Linked DNA regions of Homo sapiens: all the other regions are linked to region 2. The links are chromatin contacts, found by Hi-C or POLR2A ChIA-PET in ENCODE. All regions are on one chromosome and are shown on one strand. Each heading gives the region's core, a stretch centred on a gene start or an enhancer-like site at or near the end of the contact. The rest is flanking DNA. Distances are from core to core; before and after follow the strand shown.

Evidence for each region. A loop is a pair of places that touch in the nucleus more often than their neighbours do. ChIA-PET counts read pairs that join two places held with the same protein, here RNA polymerase II (POLR2A). Pooled maps may share reads with other maps.
Region 1: a loop to region 2 is called in a pooled map, with 21 times the contacts of the local background. The contact joins the promoter of ATP2A2 here to the promoter of UBE3B in region 2. A Hi-C loop is called at or near these places in 2 of 37 single-sample maps with no recorded cell type and 7 of 50 pooled maps.
Region 3: a pooled map shows a loop between it and region 2 (7-fold over the local background). The contact joins the promoter of CORO1C here to the promoter of UBE3B in region 2. A Hi-C loop is called at or near these places in 1 of 37 single-sample maps with no recorded cell type and 9 of 50 pooled maps. POLR2A ChIA-PET finds 5 or more read pairs at or near these places in 1 of 52 experiments (AG04449).

The regions. Positions count from the first base shown.
Region 1 is chr12:110,278,972-110,282,648 of GRCh38, reverse strand. It overlaps ATP2A2 (ATPase sarcoplasmic/endoplasmic reticulum Ca2+ transporting 2), which reads right to left and starts at 1,402. Exons shown (of 20, transcript NM_170665.4): 1 at 742-1,402; 2 at 28-45. The coding sequence starts at 859. RefSeq lists enhancers at 1-707, 1,825-1,894 and silencers at 535-1,044, 1,135-1,734.
Region 2 is chr12:109,475,726-109,479,479 of GRCh38, reverse strand. UBE3B (ubiquitin protein ligase E3B) reads right to left here and starts at 1,846. Exons shown (of 28, transcript NM_130466.4): 1 at 1,371-1,846. It overlaps KCTD10 (potassium channel tetramerization domain containing 10), which reads left to right and starts at 2,180. Exons shown (of 7, transcript NM_031954.5): 1 at 2,180-2,220. The coding sequence starts at 2,218. RefSeq lists enhancers at 1,934-2,023, 2,532-3,267.
Region 3 is chr12:108,730,254-108,733,871 of GRCh38, reverse strand. CORO1C (coronin 1C) reads left to right here and starts at 2,354. Exons shown (of 11, transcript NM_014325.4): 1 at 2,354-2,443. It overlaps LOC105369969 (a long non-coding RNA gene), which reads right to left and starts at 463. Exons shown (of 3, transcript XR_945328.4): 1 at 420-463. RefSeq lists an enhancer at 1,680-2,483 and silencers at 2,096-2,605, 2,796-3,075.

The sequences.
Region 1 (3,677 bases), core at 153-2,652, 800 kb before region 2:
AAAACAGAAACAGCATGTTAAGATTACCTTCTTCAGCCGGTAACTCTGTAGAATGTAGAAATTCGTCAAGCAATGTGTCAAGAGGGAGGTTAAAAAAAAAAAGAGAGAGACATTTTAGCACTTCGTTTTTCTAAAAAGAACTGCTACAATTCTAAGCATCAATATCTTTAAAACACAGACCTAGCTATAAGAATATCCGATTTTTTTAGCAGAGGGCATACCACGAAGATATCTCAAGGAAGCATGCACTCTTTGTAATCAATGGCCTGAGGTCTAGCCCTAAGCGTGAAATCACTTCGGGCTCCTGAACCTAGGAGTGGTTTCAGCGATGTCATCACTTCTGCCAGATGTGTAACTTTGGGTAGGACAAGAACGGTCAGAGGCCTTCCAACGACCTCGACTCCTCATAAATCGGCAGGGGACGAGAAAACGTCTTGCCGGGCTCAACCTAGCTGCAGAAGCCACGTCCCTCCCTCCACCGGGGCCGGCTGCTGCTGGAGAGAAGCCTCCGAGCCTTGCGCGCCGAAAAGGTCGAGGGCCCGAGAAGCGAAGAGGTCCAGGGAAGGCGAGGCGAGGACCGCAGCCCCTTTCTCTCCCGCGGGGCCGGCGCGCTGGCCCGACCCTCCGCCCGCAGCTGTCGGCGGGCGCGGAGCCGAAGCCCACGAGGTGGAGCCCGGTCAGCCATCTTCCCTGGCTCTCCCGGCCGCGCCGGGCCCCTGCAGCGGAGCGCCCTGCACCTACCGTTGGAGCCCCATCTCTCCTTAAGCTTCTTGACCTGTTCCAGGCTCAGCCCCGTACTCTCGTTGACGCCGAAGTGGCCCAGCACCTCCTCCACCGTCTTGGTGTGCGCGTTCTCCATGGCTTCGGGGGCCCGGCCGGCCTCGCCTCCCGTCCCCGCGGCCTCCTCGCCTCCGCCTCGCACTCCGGCCGCGGGCTCGTGCCACCCCGGGAGCCCAGGCGCGGACGGGCTCTCCCCTCCTCCTCTTGCGGCCGCTTCCGCCTCGCCGGGCGCTGAATCACCCCGCGCCCCCTCCCCCAGACAACCGCCCCTCGCGCGGCCCCGAGCTCCGCAGGGCGGGTTGGGGGCTCCTGACCCACCCTCCCTCCCCTCGCCAGAAGGGAGGGCCTCCCTCGCCCTCAGCCGCCCGCCGGGAGGGCAGGCCGCGGCCCCCGAGCCCCCTCCCCGCTCTCTTGAGGCGATCAGAGGCCCCGCCCGGGCCGGAGGAGGGGGCGCCCGGCAGACCACTGAGGGCGGAACGCGGCGAGGGAGGCGAGCCGGCGGGGCGGTGCGCGGCGCGCTCGCCCGGGTCCCTCAGCGCCGCACGCCCGACAGCGGCGGAGGAAACTGCGGCGAAGGAAAAGGAGGTGGCGTCGGGGACGGCTCCGCGGCGGCTGCTCTAATAGCATTTATCGGCCGCTGCCTCCCCTTTCGCCGCCGCCGCGGCATGTGGACGCCGCTCATTGGCCGAGAGCGCCCAGCGCGGCGCGGGCGGCGCGGCCCCGCCCCCTCCTCCCGGCTCCCTCCTCCCGCGCGCCTGGCGCCCACGCTGCCGCGCAGGCCCCGCCCCCTCCCGCGCGCCGCCCCTAGGAACCCGGATCGAGGCCGCGCGCGCCGCGGTCGCGGGGCTGGCGGAGGGGAAGCTGGGTACCCTCTTCTGTGCCTGCGGTTCTCTGACCCACCCACCTGCAGACGCAGGGTGGGGCGCTCACAGTGGGCACGCTGCTCTGGGGCCGGTGGGCGGATGGTTGGAAGGCGAGGCCGAGGAGCTGGGAGCGCGGTCCACGCGGGGCGTCTCGAGGCGCCCTCGGGCTGATGTCCTTGGCTCGCCTCCTCGCCCTCGGTCGCCCGGGCTGCGCTCTGCATCCTAATCTGGCTCCTTCAGAGCCCCCCTCAGAAACCAAGGGGAGGAATTCCGCAGTTCACTTCCCACACAACCCAAATCCTTCATCTGTCGCCTCGGGAACACCGCATCCTACACCCCCTGCCGCCAGCTCCTTCGCACGCCAGCCCCGATTCTTCCCCAGCGGGTTCTGGGCCCTGACGAGGGAACCCCCCTCGCGGGGGGGAGGGAGAAGAGTTGATTTTATTATTAATAGCTGACGCAGCGCTTGATAGGTGTCTGCAGGGCAGTCACAGTTCACGCCGCTGGAGCTGCCACACAGCAGCTAGACTTGGGCTAGGAGGTGCTTCGCTGTGGCTTTCAGATGAAGGCCATTTCATAGACTCACTTCCCTCGACAGGAGAAAAGGGGACTTGAATCCAAAGCTGCTCTTAAACCACAGATGATTTGCTCTGCTCGGGAGGACAAAGCGCAGGTCACAGCAAGATAAAGGGAATTTTGCCAATATAAAGAAGCTACATTACTTAACAAGGGGATGGGAAATTGCATGGAATTCATGAACAAAACATGAACATATTCTCTTCACAAAGAAGAGCAGCTTTCTTCACGGAGTAGGTTGCAGAATGAAGCAATTAGTCCACTTTTGTGTTTAACAATAACGCACCATCCGCATGAGCAAAAGCAGAGCAGAAAAATCACCTCAGTTGTCTCAAGTGGCTGGGCTTCAGGACTTAAGATAAATTCCTTCAGCAGATGCAAATTACAGTGCATCACCAGCTGAAAAAATCAGGCACGTCATGTCATTTAATTATTTCCAAGGAGTGGACGTTGGCATGTAGTTTTGATTGATACTTGGAAAAGAACCAACAAAACCCTACACGAAACAAACAAACAAAAAATTATACTATATGGCAACGCACTGAGAGAAGCCAGGTGGAAACTGGTTAGGTCACAGGATCAGAGCCGCTTCAAGAGGGGCACGTGAGTGCACGGTGGGAGTGTGGTCATGGAGGGCTGGCTGTTGTTGCCCTCTGAGACCAGCTCTGCACCATTTCGTACCAATTCTTCTCCCTTACCTCCTCTGTCTCTTTCAGGACCGATAGAAGCACTGCAGGCAGGAGAAGGATGGTTTACCTTTCTCAGCCTGGAAATTAGCTTAGGCATTTGATGTTGAATATTCTGTGCCACTGTCACTGCTTGGGGTTGTAAGCACCTCTGGTGCAATTATGAGCTTCTGGAGGAGTTCCTGACCTCAGCCTTTGTATGGAATGCTCTTCCCACAGATCTTCTTCACTTGTGTCGTTCTCTTTCCATTCAGATCGCAGCTTACATGTCCCCTCCTCAGAGATGTCTTTGCTGTCTAAAGTGGCTACCCAGCCACAGTGGCTCACGTCTGTAATCCCAGCATTTTGGGAGGCTGAGGCAGGAGGATCCCTTGAGCCCAGGAGTTTGAGACCAGCCTGGGCAATATAGCGAGACTCCATCTCTACTAAAAAAAAAAAAGAAAAAAATTAGCTGGGCGTGGTGGCCTGAACCTTTAGTCCCAGCTACTCAGGAGGCTAAAGAGAGAGGATCGCTTGAACCCAGGAGGTCAAGACTGCAGTGATCTGTGATCACGCCACTGCACTCCAGCCTGAGCAACAACAGAGTGAGACCTTGTCTCAAAAAAAAAATTAAATAATAAATAAATTAAAAAGTGGCTACTCTCGGCAATTCACCTTCCATCACATTTTTCAGTTTTCTTTTCTTCTTTTTTTTCCTTTGAGACAGAGTCTCTCTCTGTCACCCAGGCTGGAGGACAGCAGCACAATCCCAGCTCACCACAACCTCGGCCTC
Region 2 (3,754 bases), core at 597-3,096:
GGCCAAGTTACTTATCCTCTCTAGGCCTCAGTTTCCTTATGTGTAAATCGAGGGTAATAATAGTGTCTATGTCCTAGGGTTGCTGAAAGGATTAAATGCAACATTTATCCTTCTTGTACCTCAATTTAGTCATCACAACATTGTGATTAGGATTAAATGGGAAAATATTAATATAGGATATCTAAAAGCATGTAGCATGTAAGTGAGCTTTATTGTATTGTCCTTAAGAAGCTTGCAATCTAGTTAGGGAAACAAGAATCATATAGGTAGAAAGATTAGAAAATAAGAGGTTGGTGATAACCAAGATCATTTAAAAAAGTAAATGAGTGCCCATTATGTGTCAAGTCCTTTATAAGTGATCTCATCTAATAAGGAGAGGAGTCCTATGAGAAGATCATTCATGATCTCATCTACTCCAGTCTAGACCATTAGTATGTGGCAGAGTCAAGGCTGTAATAACTAAGAGGCAGGATTCAGACTCTTGTCTTACCTCTATATTTCCAAAGCTGAAGCATCATAAATACCAACTGCTGACTAAGCCAAGAGGATTGTCCCTGTGCAGTAGGAAAAGCTGGGCCACCAGGTTTAATGACCACCACCACTTGTTCTGGGCAGACGGTGTATCAGACACTGCACAGATTATTTAACCAACTTGTCTTTTCAACAGCTCTATCAGTTCTCGATAATCTTTGTTTTTTTGAGACGGAGTCTCACTTTGTTGCCCAGGCTGGAGTGCAGCGGCGCGAACTCTGCTCACTGCAACCTCCGCCTCCCAGGTTCAAGTGATTCTCCTGCTTCAGCCTCCCAAGTCGCTGGGATTAAAGGCGCCCGCCACCACGCCCGGCTAATTTTTGTATTTTTAGTAGAGATGCGGTTTCACCATGTTGGCCACGCTGGTCTTGAACTTCTGACCTCAGGTGATCCGCCCGCCTCGGCCTCCCAAAGTGCTAGGATTACAGGCGTGAGCCACCGTGGCCAGCCTCAATAATCTAATTTTTATTTAAAGAATAGGAAACACGACTTAAAGAGACTATTCATATTAACAGCTACTATTTATTGAAAGCTACAGCCTATCTAAGGTGGATGCTTTTGAATCTGAATCCATGTATATCCAAAACAGTTATTTATCACTAAGTAAAACAAACAAGATCCAGGGCTCCCCCGTTCACAGAATGGCCAAGCAAAGAGAAGTTGAGAGTGCAAGATTGCCTGTGGGGGCTAAGCTGGAGTTAAATTACGATCAAGTTTTTCTTTATTCAGAACTAGGTGTCAGGCACGGTACTAAAACGTATTCACACCCTCTGTGAAACCTGCTAATTACTCCATTTACACAGAAGGAAACTGAGGCTCAGAGAGGTGAGGGAACTCACCCAAGGTCACACAGCGAGCGAACAGTATTCGAACTCCAGTTTAGGTGAGTCCTGGGGCCCAGAGTCTTTCCTCGGCATCAACAACCACAGGAACAAATCACCCAGCATTAGTCCGTTTATAAAGGCCTACCGTCCCCAAAGTGAAAAGAGGTGGAAAGGGCCGCGGAAAGAGCCCCTGGAGCACACACGCCAGATCCCAGCACTTGTTCCTCCGACCTGGCCAGGCAGGGACTGTGCCCTAGAGCCAACTCCCTCAAAGTCCCCAGCCCCACCACTCGGAGGACTGACGACCCAGTTCTCCCGCAGGCCGGACCGCAGGCCCTACCGGCCTACCCGCAGGCCGACCTTTATTCGCCGGAGGTCCCCGCACTTGGGGTCGGGGCCGCAGCTGCCACTGTCTCAGCCCAAAACACCCGAGTTCTGCCAGACCCGGGGCAGCAGCCGACGCACTACCGCCATCTTGCCCCGCGGTGTTCGCTTTCAGAACCCCGCCAGGAAGCAAGCATCCAGTTCCGGAAAATGACAGTTCCGCAGAGCTTCTTCGCCCGGGAAGGAAAACTTCCCCACACCTTGCCTCCCCTCTGGCAGCTGAAATAGCGGAGGTGGGATAAATGCCCTCCCCAGCCGAGAAAAGCTGGAACCCACTCCGGCCGGGGAGGCTGGAAAGAAAACTGGCCCCTAGGCGCACAACGGACGGCTTAAGACGTTGCCCTCTGCGGGGCGGAAGTGGGGTGCGGACAGCGGAAGTTATCGCTCCGGCCCCGCCTCCGCCCCCGGCTGGCGTGAGCTGGGTGTTTCCTGCCTCTCTCAGTCCGGGTTTGGAGACTCCTGCGTCCTCCGACTTTTCATGGTAGGGAGGGCGGTGCCCATGGACTAGGGGTTGAGGGCGGCCGAGGGAGCTGGGCAGCAGCAGAGTATAAGAAGGGACCGAGAGGAGGGGGTGTGATGAGGGGCAGTCACGATAGTGGAGAGGCATTTGGGGGATTGGTTAGGGGAAAGGCCCGGGGTGGGGGAAGGGCTTTGGGTGGAGAATTAGGGGCGGGGGTGGTGGTAGGGAGGCTCCCTGGCGGTTAGGAATCCGGGAAGCACATTTGGGCTTGCGGAGTAGATACGTGTGTGCGTGAGGAAGGGGTGTCTCCAAGTGAGTCCTGAGTGCTGGTTGGAGATGGGAGTTGGTGATTGCGAGGAGAACAAAGAGATATCAATTGAAAACGGACATTTGGGGGTGGAAAATGAGGATTTGGAGGATTATGAAGGAGAATGAATGGGCAGGTTATGAGAAGGTGAGGTAGGATTCCTTGGGGCGGAGCGTTTGGCGTTTTGGAGGTTGTGGCTGGAGTCGCTGAGTTTCCAGGAAGTGGGGAAGGGGCTCCCAGGTGCGTCTGAACACACGGCCCAGTGAGGGAAAGAAATCGAGAGAGCCCAGCAGGCTGATGTGCGTTCAGTGCTTGGAATCCTGGGGAGAGATGCCAGGGGCCTGAGGTTAGGATACCTGCGCCACGGAGTTCAGTGCCTCAGCTGGCGCCTGGGTACCTATCTGTAACTTCCATTGAGGCCAGAGGTGACCACGCCTAAGGAGCGGAGGATGTTTCAAGATCTGTCTCTCAGCTGTGGGGTTTGTCTGCTTGGGATCCTCAAGGGTCTGTTCCCTGAGTAGCTCATTGTCCCTGGGTAGAGATGACCAAAGATTGGCCCAGATCTTCTTTCTACTTGCTTGCTTGTTTGTCACGTCCCTGGAAAGTGCAGTCTTAAGGGAAAATCAGTCCCAGTGACGCTGCTGAAGAAAAGTCAGTTATCCTGTAGCTGACGTTGACTAGTCCGCTCCATTTTGTGCAAAATAAGGACCAGCGGATGGGAAGAAGGCAGCATAAACCAGTGGTTCTCAAACTCTGGTCCCACCAGCAGCAACACCTGGTAACTTATTCAAAATGGCTGAAATTTCAAGCCCTGTCAGAGACTACTGAATCAGACATTCTTGGGGTGGAGCCCATCTATCGGTTTTAACAAGCCCTGCAAGGGATTAGACTAATGATTTCTTGATTTGGACTGTGTAATGAAAGGGGCAAAGGAGTTGGGAGTCAGAGGGCTCTTATAGGTGTGATTCCTAGTTTTCTCCCCAAAAAAGTGGGGTTGATGATAAACATCTTTCTCACTAGAACATTGAGAGAAATAGACCAAGAGTTTGTGTATTAAACACAGGGAGAGAATGTCATTTGATGGAAGTTGCAATTGGCGGTAGCTGTCTTATAAGCAAATTTTGGATGTAAAATGCTGCAATTATGTGACTTAGTTTAGTTGAAATGTAACAGCAGACTTTTCTGAGTTGTAGAAATGCCCTCAGTTTGGGAAGGTTTTATACAAGCCTCAATACAGTGTTTCTTAAA
Region 3 (3,618 bases), core at 1,105-3,604, 750 kb after region 2:
TGTAATCCCAGCACTTTGGGAGGCCGAGGCGGGTGGATTACAAGGTCAGGAGATCGAGACCATCCTGGCTAACATGGTGAAACCCCGTCTCTACTAAAAATACAAAAAATAAGCCGGGCGTGGTGGCGGGTGCCTGTAGTCCCAGCTACTCGGGAGGCTGAGGCAGGAGAATGGCGTGAACCTGGGAGGCGGAGCTTGCAGTGAGCTGAGATCGCGCCACTGTACTCCAGCCTGGGCGACAGAGCAAGACTCCGTCTCAAAAAAAAAGGAACTCAAAGCACTTTACCAATCTTCATTTTCCCCAAAGCACTCAGAACTCACTGCTATCAATGCCCCTGTTTAATTTATTAACTAGTGGATTTTAAAAAAACAACTTTTATTGTTCAAAACTATTGAATTGTGGGCACAGTGGCTCATACCTGTAATCCCAACACTTTGGGAGGCCGAGGTGGGAGGATCTCTTGAGCTCAGGAGTTTGAGGCCAGCCTGGGCAACATAGCAGGACTTCATCTCTACAGAAAAATGTTAAGAATTTAGCTGGGCATGGTGGCGCGTGCCTGTAGTCTCAGCTACGTGGGAGGCTGAGGTGGGAGGATTACTTGAGCCCGGGAGGTCCATGCTGCAGTGAGCCGTGGACTGCCCCACTGCACTCCAGCCTGAGCGACAGAGCAAGACTGTGTCTCAAACAAACAAAAACAAGTGAATTGTTTTTGAGCCTCACCATATGGCAGGCACTGCAGTAGGCGTTTCATCACGTTTATCTCATTTAAATAAAGTGAGTGGCAAATCTTACTGCAGGAAGGGTGCTGAATTCCTCCTATTAGGAGTGGCTGCTTGAAGGCAAAATAAAACCCATCCTTTCATTTTGTTGAGTCCCAGCAGTAGCAGCAACAGGTACTGTCGAGCGTTTATCACAAGCCAGGAACTCTTCTAAGTATATTACTATTATCCTGGTGCAAAAGTAATCGCGGTTTTTGCCATTCCTTTTAATGGCAAAAAGTAATGCCACGATCATGGCTGCTAATATGATCTCATGGAACCCTGTGAGGGAGGGGCTGTTATCCCCATTTTACAGATAAAGAAACTGACCCTTAGAGAGGATAAATAATTTGCTGTGATAGCTGTCTTAGTTCAGGTCAAGCTTGATTTAAATAACACACGTTTCTGAGGCTGACGCTTAAAATAAAAAATCCCCCTGTGAATGGCAAAGATGCCTTGCTTTGGGAAGTAAATAGCCCTACCCCACAGTCGGTTCGGTTCCCCAGGCTCTGTTTCCTCAAATCTCGGTATTTCAGAGCTTGGTGTTTCAGAAAGGGACTTTAGCTATTAACAGGACAACTTCTTCATGCTGAAGATTAGGGGACTCAGGCCCAAAGAGGTAAGAGAACTGTCCCAGGTCACACAGTCTGACGGCCGCAGAGCTGAGGCTCAAATTCCCGTGCTCCGACTTTCAGGCCTGGGCCGCCGAGTTATTAAGGGACTCTGGCCAGGGAAAGGAAGGGAGGAACCCTGAAGTTTCCATTCCCTCACCTGCGAAATGGGGTCAATCACGGGCCCTCTTTGGGGTTACGTGGGTGTGGCCCAGCCCAGGGGCGGCCACTCTGCACTAGGAATGTGACAATGGACGGTTCAGGGAGGGCTGGAACGTCGGCAGTCCTCAAGGGAGGTGGTGGTAGGGTGTGACGGAGCCAGGGCGGAGCCTCGGGAGCCAGAGGCGTGGATTCGCGAATTCGGGGCGGGGCTTGGGGTTTAAACGTTGAGATGGGGTAGTGGGCGGGGCTTGAGATGCTAGGAATAGGGTTGCGGTCCTTGGGCGGGGCTTCTGGAAGACGGGGCGGGGCTTTGTGAGGCCGCTGGGCGAGTTCTGAAGCAGTGGGAGGGGAGCCGGGCTTAGGGAAGCAGGAGGCTGGTTTAAGGACTCGGATAGGCAGTGCGCGGGGCTCAGAGGAGCTAATGTTCCTGTATTGAGGGGCTCTGGGGGAATCTTTGAGGAGCCAGGGGACGTGGCCTTGCAGAGCCTAGCGGGTCAGTGGGCGGGGCTCTAAGAACCCCGCTCCGGGGTCTAAGGAGCAGTGGGCGTTGCTCGGAGGCGCCTGTGGGCGTGGCCCTCTACCACTCAGATGACTGGAGAGCGGGGCGTGCGCTTGGGCACCGCCTGCATCCCTCGGTGCGACCAGAGGGGGCGTAGCGAGGCGTGGAACGTGGGGTGGGAAGCGGGCTTCCCCTCCGGAAGTGGGCGTGGCGCACAGCGGCCCGGCAGCCCTGGTTGGGTCCCGCGCGGCGCGGGGGCGGGGCCTACGCGCGGTGGCGGGGGCGGTGGCGGCTGCCCGCGCCCCTCCCCCGCACGGCGCTCAGTGCCAGGCTGGAGGCGGCAGCGGTTGGAGGCTTCGCCCGGCTTTGCAGCGGGGACTTCGGCGGCGGCGCCTCAGGCACCTCGGCCCGGGTGAGCGGCTCGCGCCCGGCGGGGGCAGCCTGAGAGCGAGTCGGGCGGGCGGACCTGTCCTCTGAGCATGTGCCTGCGCCGCCTGACAGGAGCCGGCGGGGCGAGGGGCAGGGCTAGGTGGAGGGGACAGTGCTGGGTGGGCGCGCGGGGCGCGGGTTCACGGGCTGGGTTGCAAGGGGTTAGGGCCGGGGGCTGCTGTCGGGGGCTCGGGGAAAGGGAGTTGGGGACCGAACCAGGTGGCGTGGGGAGCGTGAAGCAGGGTCCCTGTGGGGAGGAGGCTTTCGAGGTCCGGAACGCTCCTGGCCGGGTGCGGAGCCGCGGGCCGAGGTGGGACGAGGCTGCCCAGGGAAGGCTTTTAGGGGTCAGGGATCGCCTGCTTGGGCGAGGTGCTGGGAGGGAAGGGCTGCTTCGGGCGAGGCGTAGAGCCCGGGGGCTCCAGGCCTGGGGACTGGGTTTGGGCCGCCCCAGGGAACGAGTGGGTGGGGGCGGGTAGGGGCCGGGCTCACGTGGGGCCGGGGCGAGCTGGGCCCTGCGTCGGGAGGGGCGAGGGCGGCCGCCTGGCCTGCGGGTTTCCTGGCTTTGGGTGCGAGACCAGCTCTGGGCCCTGCAGATCTCGGTTGGGGGTCAGGCGGGGCGGGGCAGAGCTGGAGCTGGAGTAATGTGGGTGGGGGCGGCTTGGGAAGAGGCTGAGCCCGGCCAAGGGAGCAGAGGGCTGGGACTGGCTGGGGGTTGGGAGGGGAGGAACGAAGCAGGAAGGCTGTCGGATCGGGGGCCCAGGGTGTCCGAGTGAACTGGGTGATTCAGAGGTGTGTTTCCCTAATAGCGGGGCAGCTGGCGAGGGACGCAGTAAAAAGGAGCGAGGTGCAGGTGGGGCCCCGCTGCGCCGAAATGACTGAGGATGAGGTCAGACGTGGAGGGTGGGAATGCAGAAACCGAGCTCTCCCGCCTGTCCCCACCGGCGCACGCTCCCCAGCTCTCCGTCTCTCAAATGATTTGAATGTGTTGGGGGAAGTGGCAGGCTGCGGTGAGAGCTGAGAAGAAAGGGGCTTCCTCTTGGAGGGAGGCGCTGGCCCTGGCATCCTTTTTTGGGAGTGTTCAAAGGATTTTGAACGCTGGAAAAGGAATCGTAGGCTTTACTGCATCACGATTTAGAAACACATCCTATATTTGGCCGT